Linked DNA regions of Mus musculus: region 1 is linked to region 2. The links are chromatin contacts, found by Hi-C or POLR2A ChIA-PET in ENCODE. All regions are on one chromosome and are shown on one strand. Each heading gives the region's core, a stretch centred on a gene start or an enhancer-like site at or near the end of the contact. The rest is flanking DNA. Distances are from core to core; before and after follow the strand shown. Region 1 holds the start of Tlx1 (T cell leukemia, homeobox 1). Region 2 holds the start of 1700039E22Rik (RIKEN cDNA 1700039E22 gene).

What was found. Hi-C counts contacts between places; a loop is a spot of excess contacts on that map. ChIA-PET counts read pairs that join two places held with the same protein, here RNA polymerase II (POLR2A).
Region 1: a loop to region 2 is called in a map of T-helper 1 cell, with 2.0 times the contacts of the local background. The contact joins the promoter of Tlx1 here to the promoter of 1700039E22Rik in region 2. A Hi-C loop is called at or near these places in 1 of 37 maps with a recorded cell type or tissue (T-helper 1 cell). POLR2A ChIA-PET finds 5 or more read pairs at or near these places in 1 of 5 experiments (embryonic stem cell).

Annotation. Positions count from the first base shown.
Region 1 is chr19:45,148,991-45,152,165 of GRCm38, forward strand. Tlx1 (T cell leukemia, homeobox 1) reads left to right here and starts at 1,725. Exons shown (of 3, transcript NM_021901.3): 1 at 1,725-2,502. The coding sequence starts at 1,926.
Region 2 is chr19:44,834,661-44,837,519 of GRCm38, forward strand. It overlaps 1700039E22Rik (RIKEN cDNA 1700039E22 gene), which reads right to left and starts at 1,278. Exons shown (of 3, transcript NR_045315.1): 1 at 831-1,278. Pax2 (paired box 2) reads left to right here. Exons shown (of 10, transcript NM_001368747.1): 9 at 731-817; 10 at 1,310-2,859. The coding sequence ends at 1,431.

The DNA.
Region 1 (3,175 bases), core at 475-2,974, 310 kb after region 2:
TTCTATCTTCTTGAATGAGCATTTGCTCTCCTGGCTGAAGATAGGGCGAGTATTTATCTGAGAGAGATGCTACTGAGTTCTGAGTTTCTATAGTTATCCATAATACTGACTTCTGGCTTATCCTTCTTTTTCTTTGTTTATTGTCTGTATAGAACACAGGTCTGAGGTCAAGACACTTGGCTGTCTCCCCAGTACCTAGAAAGTACCAGGTACATTTTAAGTACACAAATATTTGTTGGGCAAGTCAAGTCTCCATTAATTTATTAGTCACTCAAGATGAACATGTTTGATTTGTTGGGGCTGTTTTAGGAGGGGTACACACATTATATATCAATATATATATATATATATATATATATATATATATATATATATATACACACATATATATCACACATATGCACATATAACATCGCATATATATATATATGACATTTCCTGTCTTTGAGGAAGGCCCTTCAAGTGACAGTGTCAGACAGTGGCCAAAACAACTAGATTCCACTGAGACTTGCTGAGGAGTGAGGCCAGCGTTTTGCCTGTTAGAGACCTCCCAGAAGGTTCAGCAGTGAATGGACCTGAAATAGATCAGAATTCATAACCTATGCTTTTTTTTTTTCCCTCAGAACTTGGCTCCTAGGAGGGAGCAGACCTTTCCCGACTGGAGAGGGGAAAGAGAGGAAGCAAAAGAAGGGAGTTTCCTTCTTTTCTCTTGGGCTCTCAGCCAGGCAGCCACAGGCATAACTTTGAAAAGGCCTAAATTTGTCCTGGACGCACTTCCCTGATTCTCGTCCCAGCAGCCCCCGCCCCCACAGCCTTAAGACCCAAGGCTTCCCTCCAAAGATTCTAAAAGCAAGGAACTAAGTCCTTTCTCTCACAAACCCAGAGCCATTCACTTGGGTCGGGTCGTAGGAATTGCTTCTGCGAGCTTCTGTTTACTCAAAATGAAAGAGGTACCTTGAGGAACGGGCACCCTCGCACAAGCCCCAAAGTAATCCTTTGGCTTGTGACTGCTTTTCAGGATTGACTTTCGTTTCCTTAAATTCTCTAAAGAGACTGAGTTGGAGTGGCTGCTAATTTTTATAACAATATATAGCCAGCTCTTCATAGGACCTGTTTTAAAGGACAAGCCTGAACTCACCGTCCTGCCTCGGGGCCCGGGCTCCATACCTGGGGAGTAGACAGTCTTCTACTTTCTAACAAGCTGGACTTGAAGTTGCAGTAAATCTCCTGGTTGAGTGACAGGTGTTTCCCAGCTCAGCCCTTGGGGAGATTCTCCAGTTGGGCAGGACACCTGTCCCCAGGGGCCTAGTGGGCTGGACTCCTTCGGCCCTGTTCAAAGTGAGGGGGTGGGTCCTACCAGGTCTGGGAAAGGTTCTGATTTCCCTCTCCTTTGGTCCGTCTGTCTGTTCGTCTTTGGGAATGGCTGCTTCCTGATCTTTTTCTTTCTCATTTAAACCTCTCTCTGTAGCCCTCCTCCTTTCTCTTCACTGGAACTACTCAGAGCTCTGATCTCCGTCCCTCTGTCTCTGGCTCCGGCATCTGTCTGGGCTCCTGGCCTCCTTCTCCCCCCTCCCAACCCCTCCCCCGCGCTGTCATTCACCCCGCTCCTCTCCACGCACAGCCAATGGAGAGACCCGGCCGAAACAGCTAGGCTCGCTCGCTCAGGGCTTTTTCGCCCGGTGATTGATGTCCCAGAGTCAACAGCGAGCGAGCAGCCGGAGAAGGGAAGGAGAAGCCGGAGAGGGGAAGAATACAGCTCCCCCTCTCTCCTTCCCCTCCCCCCTACTTTGGCCCTTCTGCGCACTTCGCCTTCAAGTCTCAGCGCAGCCTGGGGTGGCGATTGCCTCCGCGCTCCGACTCGCTGCCCGGGTAGTCCAGCGCAGCGATCGCCCGCGCCCGGGCCCCCGCGTGGGGCCGGGGCCAGCATGGAGCACCTGGGTCCGCACCATCTCCACCCGGGCCACGCGGAGCCCATCAGCTTCGGTATCGACCAGATCCTCAACAGCCCCGACCAGGGCGGCTGCATGGGGCCCGCTTCGCGCCTCCAGGATGGAGACTACGGCCTTGGCTGTTTGGTTGGAGGCGCCTACACTTACGGCGGCGGGGGCTCCGCTGCTGGGGCGGGGGCCGGGGGCACTGGCGCTTACGGCGCGGGTGGCCCAGGTGGTCCTGGTGGTCCGGCGGGCGGCGGCGGCGGTGCCTGCAGCATGGGCCCACTGCCCGGCTCCTACAACGTGAACATGGCCTTGGCGGGCGGCCCCGGTCCGGGCGGCGGCGGCGGTGGCGGGGGTGCCGGTGGCGCCGGGGCGCTGAGCGCTGCAGGGGTGATCCGGGTGCCCGCGCACAGGCCGCTAGCTGGAGCTGTGGCCCATCCCCAGCCCCTGGCCACCGGCTTGCCTACAGTACCCTCTGTGCCTGCGGTGCCGGGTGTCAACAACCTCACCGGCCTCACCTTTCCCTGGATGGAGAGTAACCGCAGATACACAAAGGACAGGTTCACAGGTGAGTCCGGCCCGCGCGCGTCCCGCCTGGCCGTGGCTCGGTCTCTGTGCTACCCACTACCCTGCTTGATGGCTCCTTGAAGCTCTTTCTGAGCGCCAGGTCGCCTAGCGCCTCTCCGTGCGTTTCCTAAGTTCAGCTGCCTTCAGGATTCTATGTGCTCAGAATCGCTCCAAGAGTTCTTGCAGCCTGGGTTCTTCTGTCTCTCCTCTAGGACCCCATTCGTGGAAGCAAAGCTTGGTCCCCTCTCGGGATCCCAGGGCCCAGTCAGGTAGAGGACTGTAGATTCAGGACCATCTTCTGTCAACAGTCTAGGCTTTGCATGCCCGTGTGAGAAAAAAAATTTTTTTTTTCTGTCCTGGCTGCTGTTTCCTGACGGAGGCCAAGAGCCCCAGAATTAGACAGAATAATTAGACATAAGAAAAGGTTCTCCTACCTCTCGTCCCCTACTACACACACACACACACACACACACACACACACACACACACACACACACACACACACACGTGCTCTGAGTTGTGGCGTGCGGGTCGGGCCGCTGCAGATCCGCAAAGGCCCCAAGCCCGGGTGAAGGAGCAGAGCTTTCTTCCTGGACCTCCGAGATTCTTCAGAGTCAGTGGCAGCGCAAGGCTGGGCCAATTTTCGTTTTCATCCTCGGTATCCCTCCCAGGGG
Region 2 (2,859 bases), core at 28-2,527:
TTAGGGATCACTGTAAACAGTCTGGGGTCATCACACAGGAGAAAGGGCCAGGGGGGAAACCCATAGGCCTGGCCTTTCTCCTCCTGGAGGGAGGGAGGTAGCTCCCGAAGGCTCCCAACCCACTGTGCCCTCCACTGCTCACTGCTCCTGAGCCTGCGAGCAGTCCAGTGGATTCCCGCAGTTCACTTCCCCAGTTACGTGGCCCTTGTACTGAACCTCAGGAGGGAAAAGTGGGAGGGGTTATTTCCCAGGAGGGCACCACCACTACCACCTGCCTAGCTTTGGCACAGCTCTGAGATGCCATTCTTAGGGCTTTCTGGGACAAAGTGTCCCAGGGGCCTTCCTGCTCCACCTTCCCCCTCTCTCATGCTGTAGAATCCCTAAAGCCAGTGTCCACTGTAAAAGCTCTCAGCTCCCAATTTACTTAAGTGGGAGCAGCCAGACCAAGACCAAACCCTTCCTGGGCAGCGATCTCTTGCAGGAGAGCCCAGGCACAAACCCGCCCACAGATTCCCTCCATGCCTAGGTGTGCAGGGATCTGGCTGCTACTTGTCTATGGTGGCTGTCCCCATGCAGAGCTCGGAGTGTGTGGATTACCTGGCCTCTGGCCTGCTCCCAGGGGCCCTATCCCTGCTTGAAACACCCAAGACTGGGACTAGTGAGGACAGGACAGAAGAGGCCAACTGGACACGTTGAACGCCTCTAATTCCAGTTCCCCGCCCTCCCACAGGGAGCGAGTTCTCAGGCAACCCATACAGCCATCCCCAGTACACCGCCTACAATGAGGCTTGGAGATTCAGCAACCCCGCCTTACTAAGTGAGTACGCCACCTGGCAGGCCGGCGGCTCCCAAGGTCGCCTACCCGCTCGCCAGCTCGGGCGCGCAGGCTGCTTCGGGATACGGATCCCACTCAGGACCACCCCAATTCTGGGTACCCGGATGGGCCAGGGAGACAGGCCCATTAGAGCAGCGCCGGGTCCTGGGGATACCACCAGGACGCCTGCGCCTCCAGCCTCTTCCCTCCCCTACCTCTTGATCACTGGAGGGCTCTTAGCCAACAGTGGCCGTCGGACCCCTTGGGGGATCCGCAGCCGGGTGTCACCTGTCCTGTCCCTCTCCCGCCCTGTGGATGCAGCACTACTCCTGGGCATCTGGCCTCGGGGCCGAGCCACAGTCCTCCAGGCCTGATCCCGCTGGACCCGGGGAGGGCTTTTCTTTGCTTTTCTTTCCTTTTTTGTTCTCCTGTTTGTCCTCTCACCCAGCCCATTCTTCTCCTGTGTTAACTTCCAGGTTCCCCTTATTATTATAGTGCCGCCCCCCGGGGCTCCGCCCCTGCCGCTGCTGCCGCTGCCTATGACCGCCACTAGTTACCGCGGGGACCACATCAAGCTTCAGGCAGACAGCTTCGGCCTCCACATCGTCCCCGTCTGACCGCCCACCCCAGAGGGAGGGAGGACCGAAGCGACGCGCTGCCTCTCGGCCACCGTCCCTGTCCCACCCCCACCTCGAGACATCCTCCCCCAAGCCCCGCAGCCCTTCTCATCACCCTGTCGATGGCCAGACAGGACAGGTGGAGCCGCGGGTGGGACCCTCAGGCCCCAGCCCCGCCCGTCGCCCCTCCCCGCCTGCCTGGACCGCGGCGCCGTCCGGAAGCCCGCCCGCCTCTGGCCCGCGCGCCGTTTCTGTGACACACAATCAGCGTGGCCCACCCAGGGGCAGCCCACTTCGGACGCCCGGGAGTCGGGAGGCTTCGCTGGAGAAGCTGAGCAAGGGAAGCTAAGGAAAGGACTTTGTGCTGAAGGAGGAGCCGCCGGGGAGACCCTAGGGGGGAAATCCTGCCCCATCCCCCCTGTGCCTGCCAAGCTGACCCCGCCTTCTGTCTGCGCCCCGCCCCAGACGGTGGCACTGGGACGCAAGGGTCGGACTCGAGGGACAGCGTTTGGGGCGACAGCGTTTTCCAAGGCTGGTACCCAAGGCGAGCAGACGCCAACTGAGCTCATCCACCTGAACTGCCTAGTTCCCTTGGGCCTGCGATCTCCTTCTGCAGTGACTCTCCTCTCGGCCCCGCCTTGCCCTTACGTCAGCGCCTCTTCCACCTGCTGGCCTCTCACTTTTCCCTCCTGTGCTTCCTCGGCTCATCCCACGACACCTTGTGTTTGGTCCCAAGCACGCAGCCACGTCGGGGCCACCGCGGGAACCGTGTCCTCAGGCTGCGGCTGCGAGCATTGATCTTTTCCCATCAGTAATGCGCTGCCCACCCCCACCCTCCCATCCCAAACTCCCAACCTGCGGGCGCAAAAAGCCTGGAAGGAACTGACGACCGAGCCGCCCCAGATGAAAATCCGGGTCTCCCCGCCCCATTCCCCCCAAGCACCCCCTCCCCAGCCTTCCCTTGGGCAGGAGCTGAACAGAGCCTCAAAAAAAAAAAAAAGTCTACACTTATTTAATATGATGATGGTCTTTGCAAAAATGAACAAACAAAAACCCAACAGGCTGCTTTATAGAAAGACGGTGTGTGCTGTCGAGGCGAACCTCTCTCTGTACATAGCCCCTCCCTCTCTGCCCCGCCCCTCCGGGTACCATAGAGTCCCTGTCCTCCCGCCCCCCCCCCGCCCCCCTGCCTGTAGATACACCCTTCTGTCCGTGCTGTGAGAGTCGCCGCTCGCTGGGGGGAGGGAGGGGGGACACAGCTACATGCCCACTAAAGCACAGCACGTCCTGGGGGAGGGGGGCATTTTTTTACGTTACAAAAAAAAATTATGAAAGAAATCTCTATGCAAAATGACGAACATGGTCCCGTGGACACCTCTCGCCTGTTTTGTTGACTGTTTCTCTGTAATTCCGTGTTCATCGCCCTGC